Linked DNA regions of Mus musculus: region 2 is linked to region 1. A link is a loop called in an ENCODE intact Hi-C map of the cell type or tissue named here. Cell type or tissue: left cerebral cortex. All regions are shown on one strand. Each heading gives the region's core, and the rest is flanking DNA. Links, peaks and the distances in the headings are about the cores only. Region 1 holds the start of Oat (ornithine aminotransferase). Region 2 holds the start of Abraxas2 (BRISC complex subunit).

Region 1 (8,117 bases), core at 3,357-5,856:
CCTGAGATCTCCGCATTTGGGAGGCAGAGGGAAGAATTCAAAGCTGGTTCGGGCTCCGGCTATGAAGTGGGATCCCGTGTCTCCAAACAAACCAAACAAACCAACAAACCCCTACAAAGTAATCTAACTCCGAAGATAAGACCTAGACAGGAGACGAAATAGGAGCATAATGGCAGGACAAGAGCAGACAGGAAACAGGAAGGTAAAGGAAGAGGAGGAGGAGACACCCCCCCCCCCCGCTCCCCCGCAGGCTGGGGAGTGGGAGGGGTCTGCAAGGGGAGGATGAGCATTGTAGGTAGACTTCTAGCTATGGGGTCTAGAGATACCTCAGACAGGCACATCCGCACATTTGAATTGCAAACCTTCTCAGTCTGCAGGTATGGTAGCTCCTAGTTCAGATTTAGGTTAAAGATATCTTTCTCCAGCTGCCCCTTTCGGGCTCCCCCTGCTCCTGCTGGGTCTCTGGTGTAGTGGATCTGAGGAGTTCATTCCCCTATAGACATAAACACCTTCCCCAACTCAGCGAGTGTTTGCTTGCACATATATATGTGCACCAGGCCAGAGGAAGGTCCTGGATCTCCTGGAGCTGGAGTTACAAATATTTGGGAGCAGCCTGATATGGGTGCTGAGGACTGGTCAGGTCCTACAGCCGGTGCTCTCTAACTGCTGAGCCGTCTCTCCAGCCCTGGGAAGACATCTTTTTAACACAAATATAATTTGCCACAGCTTTTTTTCTCTTACTTTTTTTTTTTGGGGGGGGGGGGTCATTAATATTTCCTGAGGTTTCTTCTCAGACTTTCTTCTTGGAACTAGTGTGGATTTTTCAAATGCTTAAAAGTTTGAAGCCCAAATCTATGTATGTAGTCTAGACTAATAACAAGCTGGACAGTGGAGTGCTGGGGGAAAAAGCCTTCTTAACCCATATTCTCTCACTGTTTCTTTTTTGTTTGTTTTTCAAAAACCATTTATTTTTTTAATTATGTGCACATGTATGTGGGTAGGTGCCCATGAGGGCCAGAGGCATCAGATCCCCTGGAGTTGGAGTTACAGGCAGTTGTGAGCTATCTGAAGAGGGTGCTGGGAACTGAACCAGTACATGCTCTTAATCACTGGGCTGCGTCTCAACTTTGTCTTTTTGAAACAGAATCTTTCTGTGTAGCCCGGGCTGGTCTCACACTTGCACTGATCCTTCGGCCTCTGCTTCCCCAGTGCTGGGATTGCAGGAATGTGCCACCAGGCCTGGCAACACACAGGTTTTTAGTCAATAAATATTGAGAATTGTCGACTTCAGAAACCAAAGTGTTCATTCCCTTTCCAGGTGAGAGGAACTCAAAATCGCAAGGTTTCTGTTCGTAATCACTGAAGGAGCGTTTCCCGATTGTCTCTTTCCCTTCCTTTTCACATGGGTTCACCTGTTATGAAACTCCACACAGAGTCAAACATTAATGGCACTCAAGGGACATTTGTCAAACTAACTTGTGGATTTAACTTGGTTATCTGCTCATAGGATTGTTTCTATTTATTTGGTTGGTTTGGTTTTCAATACATCCTGACCAGTTTACCCCACCTCCTCTTTTTCTCCCATTCCCCACCCCACTCCACCCCACCCCAGTCCCCTCTCCCCACCCACCCCTTTTCTATTTCCCCTTAGAAAAGAGCAGATCTCCCAGGAATAGCCACAGAACACAGCTAAGAAGATACCATAAGACTAGGCACAAACCTTCATATCAAGTTTGGGTGAGACCACCCAGTAGGAGGAAAAGGGTCCCAAGAGCAGACAGAAGAGTCAGAGACAGCTGTTAGTCCCACTGTTAGGAGTCCCACAAGAACACCAAGCTAACAATAAGAACATATGTGGCGGAGGGTTAATGCAGACCAATGCAGGCTCTGTGATTGCCGCTTCAGTCTCTGGGAGCACTGCAGGAGCTTTATCGCTAGGCTCTACGGTTCCTGCAGAAGTATTTGCTTGAATCTGTTGGTGGCGTTAGACTCAACAATCCCTGCCATGTGGGCTCTGACTCTTCTTCATGTTGAGTTTTTAGATTGTGCAAATGCAATCAGAGCAGCTCTGTTTCTCGGAGGGAAAAGGCTACTCCAAGGTGCAGGTTGTTCTTTCTTGGCTACAATTAGTGATGGGAAAAAAAAAAAGCAACCAAGTAGGAGGGAAACCATAAATTTTTATCATGCTCTTTGTACCCAGTGCCATTCTCTGATAAGTGAGAAGTGATAAAACTCAGACATTCCCAGAGGTTTCTTGCTTATGAAATCCTTTTCATCAAAGAGCACCCTACCTGCGAGTTCAAAAGGATTGCCACATGTTTTGATGTTACCCTTAGTTCTCCTGATGAGCTCAGCTGCTCCTGCTTGCCAAGGCATAACAAGATGGCCCTGGCTTTACCCATTTGTCCTGGCTTACAGAGCAGAATCACAAAGAAGCAGTTCCTTTCTGACCCCAGGGGAGGAAGGGTCAAACCCCCAAGAGGTTGATCATACTGAAGTAGGTGGTATGAAAGGAATAAAAATGAAAAAGATAAAGTTATCCACTCATAATAATGAGCCTTAGAGGGTAATTAATGGTCATTATAGTAATGAAGTAATGATCTGGGCAAATGACCTTAGCCAAGGATAGGATGAGCCCAGTAGGCTTGCTCAGTGCTCCTGAGGATATTGGATTCACTGCTCTATCTCTGAGCCCACACTACTTTCTTGCCCCTACTGACCAGGTCAACTAAGACATTCCCTGCTATGGCTGTTGAATGTCTTCTATTTGTCTCTCTACCTGGGTCTTCTTTTGTTTGTCTTTACATGTGTCTGGTGTGTTTGTGTACCAGTGTTTGCATGAGTGTGGGTACACAAGGTCTGGTGTCTTCCATGATTGATTCCTACGTATTTAAATATATTTAATTGAGCCTGGGTTTCTCACTTGAACCCAGAGCTCTAGGAATTGTCCTGTCTCTACCTCCCTGAACGCTGGGATTTCAGATGGGTCTCGATGCCCACTCAGCGTTTATGTAGGCTCTGGGGACCTGAACTCTGGTCTCTTTATGCTTGCCCAACAATCACTTTACCTACTGAACCATTTCCTCTGCTCTTTCCCATCCCACTTTCTTTTCCTCCTCTTTCTGATCTTGCTCTGTGTCTAGGGAGGCTAGTTTGTGGGGATTGTCTTTTCTCTTGTTTTCTCAAGTCAGGGTTTCTCTCTGTACCTCTGGCTGCCCTGGAACTCTCTCTGTAGACCAGGCTGGCCTAGAACTCATAGAGATCCACCTGCCTCTGCCTCCTGAGTCCTGGGATTAAAGGTGTGCACCACCACCACTACTACCACCAGTCTTAACAGACTCCTTAGGCTCCTGGCTCCCTCCAAGTAGTCTTTCCTCAAACTCCTCTCTCTTTGGGGTTCTAGAAACCCCACATCTAGCCCTGGATACGTGGACTGACAGTGGCTCTCCCTGGTGTGCCAGTCCCTCCATCCTTGTGCTTTCTTATTCACACACATTCTTTCCAAACTGGAGTGTGAAATCTTTCTGCCTGACCCTGAAGTGTAAGGTAGTGAATCACTGGCCCTCTGTGGTCTACAGCTTTTGGTACAGGATTGGATAACTCTTCTATTCTCTTCATATTTTCTGATTTATAACGAGCGTTATAGACAAAAATGATACCTAAGCACCTTCTGATTGTGTTTATCCTGCAATATCCTTTTCCGGTTTGAGTTTTAACCATGGTAGTGGAGGGAGTGCAGGCAAGTCTATACTGCGTAGCTGTCATTTCCAACCACTTATAACAACAGTTAATAACATCCGGGCGGCGTTTTACAGCTGCAGAGATGATACTAGAAGCATCAGTAATCTGTTTTGTCATTTTGGTACGTGAGGGTTCAAGGTCATGTGGTTTCAGCATTTAAGATATGATGTTGCTCCCAACAGGCTCTTTCAGGAAAGGTTTTGGAAGGTCCCTGGGCTAGAGAAACGCAGTGAGAGGCCACCATTCCTTCGGGCCTCCGTTCCCCTTCGGGTAAAAGAAAGCGAACTGCTCCAAGTTCAGTGCAGAGCTCAAGCGCCACAGGCACAAAAGCAGACTGCGCACTTGGGGAAGGCAGCAGAACTTGGCGCCCGGAGGCTCAAGGCCGGGTGGGTGGGGCGAGAGTGAGCCTCTTGTGATTGGTGTGCGGCCCTCCGCCTTAACCAATGAACTGAGAGAACGGGCGGGGGCGGGACAGACACGTCGTCTTAAACGACCTGACGCGCCGGGCAGCCACATCGCGCTTCGTGGCTGAAGTACAGTCAGTGTCGCTTAGCGGACGCTGTCAGGTACGACGTACGCGCCGGGGCTGGGCCAGAGCGACTAGGGCCCACTCGGTGTTCTGGAGTCTCCGCCGGGGCAACACTGGAATCTCCGGGTCTAGGGCGCCACGCAGGCCCGGGGTGGGGCGGGCTCGGCGTGAGGACGGGCGGGGCACGGCTTGGGCTCACTGTCCCCGGGGGACTCGGCTAAGGGGACTGGGGCCTTGGAGGTCTCGACTTTGAAAAGGCGGCGTTGAGGGCGCGGGGCACCACGAGCAGCTTGGCGGGGGGTGGGTGGGGGGTGGGGGTGGGAAGAGGAGGGAAGGACCCGATCCCTGGGGACAGAACTGCGAACTTGTGGTCGCGTCACCGGGAGGGGGCGCTGATGCGGACCAAGTCCGAGCTCCTTGGGCAGCTTTTACGTCTCGTGGCAGATCATACCCATCCCTCCCCAATCCCCACTTCTCTTCAGTCCTAAACCAAATAAGAGGATTGAGGAAGTGACGTGCACTCTGTGATGAGATGGTGGCTAAGGATTGGCCCACAGGGCTCTCTGCACGAAGAGCCCCCTCCTTAGGCCTTTGACAAGCTATGTTGAACCTCAGTAAATTCCAGTCTAATTGTGGGGAGCTCTTGCTGCCAGCAAATCTTGCCTCAGGCCTACAGCAATGCCCGGGAGTACATTTACCTTGTAGATGTGTCAAGATATATTAAGGGAGGAGTGGTTTTGGAATGAAGTGGCTTTGCTACTTGAATAACCTCTGATTTCTCCACCCTAAATTTTCTTGATCAAACTTGTTAGTGTCTGTAGGTAAATTAATTTTATGTAACTTGTAACTGTACTTTAAATTGTATGTGTGTGATCAGGAATGAATGCGCCATCCGAGGCCAGAGGGATTCGATACCCCTGGAGCAGTTCTTGATAGTTGTGCCATGTAATGTGGGTGTTAGGAACCAAACTCTGGTCTTCTGCAAGCATAGTAGGTGATCTTAACTGCTGAGCCATCTTTCCAGCCCCTAAAACTTTAATTAGTACATATTTTAAAAGGTATTTTTTCCTGTCTCATCTATTTACCTTCCGGTCTACTTTTACTATGGTTATATGGATATGTATTTTATGCTCTTTGCAGAGTTCTTGAGGATGAGCCAAACTGTATACCTGTATACTTTTTTTTTTTTTTAGATTTATTTATTTATTATACGTAAGTACACTGTAGCTGTCTTCAGACACTCCAGAAGAGGGCATCAGATTTCATTATGGATGGTTGTGAGCCCCCATGTGGTTGCTGGGATTTGAACTCAGGACCTTCAGAAGAGCAGTCGGTGCTCTTAACCACCGAGCCTTCTCCCCAGCCCCCAAACTGTATACTTTTAAAAATAGTAATGAATGGGTAGTGATGTGGAGGTGTGTGGAGGGTGCGGTGTAGTTGGTTCAATCCTTTCCCAGTAGTGTTACTTTAGTTGTTTGCCAGTGACGCACTTGAGGTGAATTTTAGCCAGAATATTGGTTACATAAAACAAAGCTTATGTTGACAGACCTTCCAAAAAAAAGAAAAAAAAATTAAGGGCTGCATTTGTGAATGGTTACCTCAGAAAAGTAAATATTTAACAAGCGCCAAACCAAATTTACTTCTCAAGCTGAAGATTTTCAATGGCTTTTGGATGACTTTACCCTGCTGTTTCTTTTAGAGCAATTTAAGGAAAGGTTATTTAATAAGGCAGACTAAACAAATTCTTCCAAATGCAGCCCTTAATGGAGACTGTACTGTGGAGATATTCCTGTGAGCTAATGGGGAAGGGAATAATGGTGGCCTGAAATTAAACATAGGTGTTCAACATGCTCGGCCTGTCGTTAGTTCTTATGTTTGGGCTCTTATATCTGCTAAATATAAATAGCAGATAGATAATAAATAGGAATAATCTATATATCTATCTATCAATCATCTTTGGTTTCTCGAGACAGGGTTCCTCTGGGTAGCTCTGGCTGTCCCAGACTCACTTTGTAGACCAAACTGGCATCAACTCTGAACCCTTGATGAAAAGATGAGTTTCCATAGGAGGACAGAGAAGTAGCCTCTCAGAGCTGAGTTATTTTGATGCAGGATGGGTGACCTGGTTACCTGGCTTGTCTGGTTGCTACCTTGCCTCCCTCAGGAGTTGTGTGTTCAGGAAGGCTCTTCTTCACCTGCCAGACAAGAGAATACCAGCAGCAGGTGGGTACCCAGGTACCCAGGGGAGGGGATTTTTGAGACAGGGTTGACTTTTCCTTTTTTACAAGCTTAAGTTCACAGTGGGGACTGCTTGAAAACAAGTGCCTGAAGTGTTAGGATCTGTGATAAAAGTCTGCAATGTTCTTAATGTCCTAAAGTGTTTAGGAGGGACTTTCGTTGTAAATTCAAAGGGAGAAGGTGGAAAAAATTATCTATATAGTATTTATGCACAGAAGAAAATTGGTAGTTAATGGTAATCTCTTAAGTAGGTAATTTTCTTGTCTGACTGCTATTTATTTTATTTTATTTTAATATTAAGGCAAGGTCTCTCTTTATAGCCCTGGCTGAGCTGGGACTATGTAGACCAGGTTGGCCTCAAACTCCTAGAGGTCCATCTGCCTCTGCCTCTCTAGAGTGTTGGGATTAAAGGCTTGCTTGACCACCTCTAACTTCTTGGGTATCTGAGAATAGCCTTAGGCTCCTGATCCTCCTGCCTCTGCTTCTCTAGTTTATTTGGTACTGGAGATGGACTCCAAGGCTTCGAATCTATTAGGCAAGAACTTACCAACTGATCCTTAGTCCCCGAGGATCTCATTTTTATTTTTTAATGAAAAACGATCCAGTTTGAAGACCCTGGCCGTGTTGTTTGAAAGCTGTGGAACTTGGCTAGTGTTCCTATGACCTTAGAGCAGAAGAGAGTGTAATGAATAGCTCCTTTGTGCTAAACCAGAGGCTTTCACATGGGCTCCTCAAGACCCCATCGAAGTTCAGAAAGAGTGACACATTCACGCAGAGCTGCACACTGAATTTAAATCTGAATTGTGCAGTGCTGTGGATTTTCTATCACACTTCTACCATTTCCAGAGCCCCTGTGAAGGAGAAGATTGTTGGTGGCTGTTTTAAAGCCTTCTTTAATTTTGTTCTAATATTTCTCATACAGTACCAAGCTCAGTAACTTGAACACAGAGGCTCTTTAATAGAAAAGTGTGTACTAGATTCTGCTCTGTCATGGTCTGTGCAACTTGTAGCCTTTTCCAGTTAAGTTGAATATCCAGAGTATTACTCATATTTTGAATGTTTCTTGTTACGCTACTGAACATTCTACATGAAATTGAGAGGACCCAGCAGATAAAGAGATTCTAGCTGAGGAGGTAACTCAGTGTAAGTTGAGATAAGTCGAGTTCAGATAACCTTTTAGATTCTTTCCCATTGCACTCTTTATTTTGTTTTGAGTCAGCTGAATGTAGCCTTGGACTGGAAACCCTCCTGTCTTAGCCACTGCCCCCTCCTTCCCCACCCCGTAACCCATGGCTACAGTCACTTGCTGTCCTATTGCAGCCTGTAAAAATACACCATTAAAAGCATTTTTAGGATTTTTTTCAATAACCAGTTTTTTGTTTTTGTTTGTTTGTTTGTTTTTTTTTTTTTTTGTCTTTTTGCCTATTGAAAAAAATCATAGCTGTAGACTTTGGTGGCAAAGGTATGTGAGTAGTTTTGAAAGTTTGAGTCTTTCCCTGAGAATAGGTGACCTGGTGACCCAAGGCTGCACCTCCTGGGCACACTGACTGCCGCACTGCTCTCTACACCACGTTGTTTCCTCAAAGCTTACCGGATCCTTTCTTTTTAT
Region 2 (7,045 bases), core at 1-2,500, 280 kb before region 1:
GCTGTGGAAACACACAGCGCTGAAGGTGTAGCCCGAAATGGAAGCCGCCATGATGGAAATCTCCACCTCCCCCATCATGCCCCGCGGAGGGTGCACAGCCTTCCGGACGCCCCGCCGCTGAGCATCCTGGGAAATGAAGTCCTCCAAGCTACTCGAAGCTAGGACAGGGAAGTAAAGGATTCCAGATCAAAGAGAACCAGCACCTTCAGTTTTGTGTGTTCCTCAGACACCGGCCTGTCTGTACAGCCTTGTTATAATCCAGTTTGTCCCTTCTGCAAATGAAGTTGAAGGATGGAAGGCCGGAGATGATTCCAGCAATTGAACAGGTTGAGATTTGACTTGGGAACAGCATGATGTAATTTCAACTTGAACAGACCACTTTGCCTGCCTGGTTGAGACTAATGCGTAGGAGAAATGGAAGGGAAGGAGATTTACAATAATCCCCACCTGGTGCAGTGACAGGGGAATTATGGTCAGAAGTAGTGGAGCTGGTAAAACGATTGGATTCTGGACTCAAAAACAATTCAAATATAAGTCGTGTAAGGGCAGAAGGGTTGCATGTCGGAGGCCAGCCAATGAATGCTACATAGACTTGTTTCAACAAACAACAAAAACAAAAACCTTCAAGTTTGACAAAAATCATAGAAGACAAAAACAAATAAGTAGCAATGAATAAACTATCAAATTTAGAAAGAAAAAAAAAAAGGGAACTATTTCTTCTGCAGCTTGCTAAGACTTCAGTATTCCTAGCTGGGCTCCTGATTTCCCTACAGAGCTACTTCTCACTTCTTTTCCAAGTTCAGCAAATAAAACTGTTTATGACAATTACTCAAATCAAAACCTTTGCAGCTGGGGCTGGAGAGATGGCTCAGAGGTTAAGAGCACTGACTGCTCTTCTGAAGGTCCTGAGTTCAAATCCCCGAAACCACATGGTGGCTCACAACCATCCATAACGAGACCTAGCGCCCTCTTCTGGAGTGTCTGAAGACAGCTACAGTGTACTTGCATATAATAAATAAATAAATCTTAAAAAAAAAAAAAAAACCTTTGCAGCTAGCCTTAACAACTTCTTTTCTCTTGTTCCCTACATCAGATCAGCTAAAACGATCTTCAAAAAAATACTGAGTCCTACGATTCACTACCAGCACATCTGCCACCCTGACCCAAAACACCATTTTCTCTCTCCTGGTTATGACAACTTCTCAGAGTCCCAGTTGGTGGCAATTTTGCCCTTAAGGGATGCTTGACATTGCTAGGAGATATTTTCCAATGCCAACCCCAGGGGAAGGAGGTAAACTCAGGAAAGGCCTCATAACAGAATTAACCAGTCCAAAATGTCGAGGTAATGAAGTGAGGCTGTTGACCTGCAAATATATCCTCAACACAGTCAGTGAAATGATCATGGTAATGTTTAGATATAAGGTGTCAATTATACCTGGCCAGCCTCCAAATCCTACGCCGACATGCCCTCCCCCTGCATTCCTGCTTCTGCTACCCTGATAGACTTGGCTACAGCTACAACAGTAGCCTTTTTGCTTTCTGGAAGCACTGAAAGTTCATCAGGTCATAGTGCCTTTACATATGTCCCTTTCCTCTGCCTGAGATGCTGGTCTCTTGGACAACTATATAGCTCACTGTTTTATGCCTGCCCTGGGTGCTTTGAAAGGCCACCCAGACCTCTTCTTGCAGGACTGATTGATTTAGCCTGGCTGCTGGGGAAGTTTTCCATTGACAGCTCCCAGTTCACATCTCCTGGAACTATTCCCTGTGAGAGAGAACCTAATTTTCCAGCTCAGTTAGTTTTCTTATCCAGTTTAAGACCACCTGCCTAAGTGCCACCCACAAAGAGCTGGGCCTTCCTACATCAATTAGCAATTGCTGGAAATAAAATCCGATGGCTCACTTTTCAAAGGTGTCTCTAGCCAGCTTAGGTCCAGCTAACAGTGAACAGAAAACAGAAGGCCCTTGCTAATGCTTGATAGTCTAGCTAAGTACCCCTCCCCCAAATGTTAATAAGCTACTCCCCCCAAACTGAAAGTTTAGAGTATAAAAAAATCTCAAACATCCAAACTTTTCTACAAGATCATTCATTGGTTTGATATGCTTTAAAATATGCAAGATGTGAAACATGGAGATAGATCCAGACATGGTTTTGGTTGTTAGGACTATATCCTTTTAATTATTAAAAAAAATAAGAAAGGGTCATTCCTTAGGGTTTGTAGACAGTGTTCTGCATTCAGTAGGCTTGCTATCATAGGCTGACACAGAAATTTTCCAGGTTGCAAAATAAACTGCTTCATTTTCTCTACTCTGAGTTACCAGTACTCTTTTTTTTTTTTTCCCCCGAGACAGGATTTCTCTGTGTAGCCTTGGCTGTCCTGGAACTCACTTTGTAGACCAGGCTGGCCTCGAACTCAGAAATCCGCCTGCCTCTGCCTCCCAAGTGCTGGGATTAAAGGTGGGCGCCACCACTCCCGGCTCAGTACTCTTATTATGAAGTGAGAATCATTGTTTCTGACACAATCAAGAGGGTCTCCCACAATTGTGCCCATAGGTTTTCACCATATGGGTTGTGACCCCAAATGTCAAATATTGTGCATGTCAGATAACAGTAAGAAAATTACAGCCCACCAAGCCAATCTGATATAGACAGTTTCTCAACTGGGGGTCTCTTCCCAGATAATTGTAGGATGTGTCAAGTTGACAAAGCTCACCAAGACAAACTCTTACCACCATCTAGCATTGTCTGTACTTTTAATTCTATTTCCCTGTTTATTATTTTTTCTCTGCTAGCCTATTCTAAAATTCATGAAGGATTCATGTTTTAGTTGCTTGCAGTTGCAATTTTTTTTTTGTCCTATGGAATTAATGCCAGGCATGGAGATACTGCCTATTTTGTAACTGTTGAGTAAATGTTGTGTGGGAAAATGTAGAGTTCAAAGGAAGATGGTTTTATTCTATCAGCAGGTTGCTATAGAGATATGAAGATATGCTGGGTTGGTGGTGTGTGCCTTTAATCTTAGTATTTGAGAGGCAGAGGCAGGCACCACTAGCCTAGTACAAAGTTTGTTCCCTGGACCCCGCATGGTGAAAGAAAGGAACTAACTCTTGAGGGTTGTCCTCTGATCTCTATACTCACAATGAAGGTGTGTGTGTATGTGTGTGTGTGTGTGTGTGTGTGTGTGTGTGTGTGTGTGTATGTGTGTGATGCTTCCATACACAACAAGCATGTAATCATATCTTTAAAAGAGAGGGTCTTACCAGGCAATGGTGGCCCATGCCTTTAATCCCAGCACTCGGGAAGCAGAGGCAAACAGATCACTCATTTTGAGGCCAGCCTGGTCTACAGAGTGAGTTCCAGGGCAGCCAGTGCTACACAGAGAAACCCTGTCTTGAAACCAAAAGAAAAACAAAACAAAACAAAACAAAAGGGCCCAAAGGCATGGGGGCGAGCATAACAGTAGCAAAATTATAGTTATGAAGTGCTAAGGAAAGAGTTTTGTGTTTGAGGTCACCACAACCCGGGGAATTGTACTACAGGGTTGCAGCAATAGGAAGGCTAAGAACAGTTGTGCTAGGGGGCCTTTACCTGGTATACTTAAAACCTGAAATACTTCAGAGTTTGGAGTGATTTGGAGTTTAAATTTTTGGGTTGCTGATTTGGCCAGTTGTTTTTTTGTCAACTCAACACAAACCTGGACTTAGCTGGGGAAAAGGAATCACAACTGAGAAACTGCCTTCACCAGATTGGCCTCTGAATATGATTGTGGGACATTTTCTTGATTTCTAGCTGAAGTGTGAGGGTTCAACTCACTCTGGGCAGTGCCATCCTTGGGCACGTGGGTTGGGGCTATTTAACCTCTAGCCCCAACTCCAATTTTTGCTTCTAGCTGCCTGAATTTCCCTTTATACCTTAAATTCAATGAAACAAAACTCAGCCCCCTCCCCATGCCTCCAGACACCCATCCTTCTCTCTCTCTCTCTCTCTCTCTCTCTCTCTCTCTCTGTGTGTGTGTGTGTGTGTATCTGTGTGTCTGTGTGTGTGTGTGTGTGTGTGTGTCTCATTTTTTTGAGACAAAGTTTCTCTGTGTAGTCCTGGCTGCCCTGAAACTCACTCTGTAGAGCTAGGATTAAAGGCATGGGCTACCACCATCTAGACAGACTCTTTCTTTAAAAATTTTATTATATGCTTATTGTGTATTGTAACTACTACTGCTGCTGCTGCTGCTGCTGCTACTATAGGAGCAAGGCGTGGGGAGCAATGCAGTGAGTGTTCCTCTGTGGACTCTGCTTGAGTTCCTGCCTTGTTTTTCCTCAGTGATGAGCTGTACAATCTGTATGCCAAATAGACCCTATTCTCGATGAGATGCTTTTGGTCAGTATTTTATCACAGCACAAGGAAAGCCAACTAAAGCAAAGATGCCCAACCTGTAGTAAAGATAAGAGCTGACATTTTCTGAACCCTGACTATATGCCATGCCCTTTCTAAGCTCTCTAAACATACAGTATGCTCACTTGCAGTTCCTGACATCTCTTTGAAGCGGCATCTTTTTAAGCCCCATTTTATAGTTGCAGAACCAGAACTTAGATTTACTGACTATTTCTCATGTGTCAGACAGGTTGTATTTGGCTGGACTAATCTCATATGTATTCTCAGAGTGTCTTGTGTGACAGGTGCCACTATTATGCTTGTTATAATAGAGGCTTCACAAACTGACCTGGGGAAATTCAAGAACTTGCCCACAGTGATGCTTTAAAACATGGCGTGCGGGGCGGGGGGGGGGGGTGTTCTAACTCAAGAAACAACTGCCCAGTGTCCCCTTTCAAAAGCTCACATCAAAGCAAAAGGAAGAGATGGGGGCAGAGAAGGGAGCTTGTTCTAGAAGTGTGTTCTCTGGTCCTGAGTGTTGCATGGTCAGAAAAGGGAAAGCTCTGCCCTATGACCACGGAATGTCAAATGGGAAGTGCTTAAGGATTCTGGGAAGCATGGTTCCAGAGGAGCTACCAGTGGGCACTGTGCACAGAGAAAACAACAAAACAAATCAAAACAGAACCGACGCTGGCAACCTCAAGTTCTACAAGTCTGCCTGTGGCCTCACACAAGTGGTGCTCAGTGGGAGGGGCTGTGTCCCTCCTATAGTTCTGCTTCTCTCTGGTGCTAGGCAGCTTACCCAGTGGAACCTCTCTCCCAGCCAAGAATCCCGTTTCCCTGGGTGATCAGAGGTGGTGCCCCACAGTCCTCAGCACTAAGCAGCCAGAATAATCCTTCCTGGAGCCAGAGAAGAAACTTGGTATAAACCATGTTGGGTCCCCCCACCTCCCCCAGGGCTCCATACCGACAACTGTTTATAGCTTTCATCACACACAGCAAAAACATCTTAACTGTTGGCAAGACATGAGGCTGAAGATGGGCTTATCTTTCATGGATGCTTCTTAATTAAAACCTAAAACTTTTAAAGACCCAGTCTGTCACACTCAGGCTTTCTTTCTGTAGCATCTAGAGTCTAGAAAAGATCAAAACAGCTACTTGCCCAGGGCAGCACTAATTGGCTGTGGTATCCGGTGGTTTTAGTGCTCTGTAATAAGGTTACTTACGCTCTTTCTTGAGTTCTTTAATCACTATGTACATGGATTTCCATCTGCCCTTTACTTTATTCTTTACTGCCAGAAGATCTTGGAACACCATGTATAGGAGCAGACGAACTGCTCAAACTGGGAGGGCAACATGTGTTGCCGTTTGCCTCAAGGGACTTGTTACTGGGCTTCTGTCTTCGAAGTCAACAGAAACGTAGTCCTGGAAACAAGTTCTTGTTGGAAGGCAGCTTGCTAGGGGCCTCTGAGATCCTTGCCTTAGACATTGAACCATGTTTATCTGAGTATTTCATGGCTAGTACAGACAAGATCTGACACCTAAGATCTTTTGCATTGTATTGCAGAACTACTGGCTGTAGTCAGACCATTAGGCATAAGATATCTCAGGTTCAATCAGACTTGAAGAACAAGTATCTTTTTATTTTGAGCAAACTAGAGTGAACAAACTAAAGCATGTAGAGGTTGAGATTTGGACAGGCTCAGATGACTAGCTGGGGACAGAGCAAGAACCTCTGAGGCCCCCTAGTATTTGTACTCATTTTATCATAATTCCATGGCTGGTGGTGGTACCCTGGGTGGCCCAAAGGCATTCAATTCCTTGGCCATTAGCTCTTAAAAGGTCAGCCGGTTTTATCAGTTCATTTTTCATAATTCTAGCCACAAATGAAATTAGTCTTTTGGTCGGGAAGGCAGCAATGCAATGAGGCCGGCCGCCCTATCCACTTTCCAGATAGGTCTTGAAAGAGTGAGATGACAAGCATTTGGGCTGAAGGCTGTGCGTTTCAGACGGTTTTTGTGGTTTCCGGCAGCTTGTTTTCCAAAGTGCAGTATTTTGAACGATGACTTACAGACAGCAGTCCCCAGATTTGGTCACTTTGAGAGCTAGAGAGTAAGGGGTAAATGTAATGTTGGCTGGAAGGCTATCTTGGCTTCTCTAGCCAGCATTGCACACTTAGCGGCCTCTAAGCAGCCTCGGTTCTTTGCTGTGCTTGGCCTCCCAAGGTCTGGTCTGGAGCATTAGAGAGACAGCCTCCTATTGCCTAGAGAGGCCAGGTCCGCGCCTCCCCTCTGCCCAAATCGCGTCTCTATGGCGGCTTCGAGCGCAGAGCGACATGAACGCGGATGCTGAGGGCCACAGCGGTGCTGTGGTCCCCGCGCAATCTCCAGAGGGCAGTTCCGCGGCGGATGACTTCGTCCCGTCCGCGCTGGGGACACGAGAGCAGTGAGTGTGGCGGGGAGGGTGAGCGGGCGTCTGAGGCCCGGAAGGAGATGGCGCCCTCTCCTGAATGGGGCCTGAGGGAGGAGGGCGGAGGCGACCTGTGGTGGCTTAAGGGGCGAGATCGCAAGCACTCCCCAAGCACTTCAAGGGATGCAAGCCCACCCGAGGCCCTTGGGGAGTCCGTGTAGGGGTCTGGAATCTGGCTGAGGGAAAGGGGGGAGAGAGTTGGGCAAC

Evidence for each region. Hi-C counts contacts between places; a loop is a spot of excess contacts. Peaks named below come from ENCODE experiments on the same cell type or tissue, not always from the same donor. Only the 100,000 strongest peaks of a DNase experiment are listed, where the experiment ranks them.
Region 2: it touches region 1 in a loop (2.4-fold over the local background); 1 of 42 quality-filtered maps calls a loop at or near these places.

What each region holds. Positions count from the first base shown.
Region 1 is chr7:132,572,485-132,580,601 of GRCm38, reverse strand. It overlaps Oat (ornithine aminotransferase), which reads left to right and starts at 4,204. Exons shown (of 10, transcript NM_016978.2): 1 at 4,204-4,307. In left cerebral cortex, for the core only: CTCF peaks have their summits at 4,462, 4,667 (motif pointing right) and 5,545 (motif pointing right); DNase peaks (open chromatin) are centred at 4,182 and 4,732; H3K4me3 peaks cover 1,613 bases; H3K27ac peaks cover 1,444 bases.
Region 2 is chr7:132,852,268-132,859,312 of GRCm38, reverse strand. Abraxas2 (BRISC complex subunit) reads right to left here and starts at 88. Exons shown (of 9, transcript NM_198017.3): 1 at 1-88. The coding sequence starts at 78. It overlaps Eef1akmt2 (EEF1A lysine methyltransferase 2), which reads left to right and starts at 6,666. Exons shown (of 6, transcript NM_028095.1): 1 at 6,666-6,814. The coding sequence starts at 6,705. In left cerebral cortex, for the core only: a CTCF peak has its summit at 953 (motif pointing left); DNase peaks (open chromatin) are centred at 94 and 868; H3K4me3 peaks cover 439 bases; H3K27ac peaks cover 653 bases.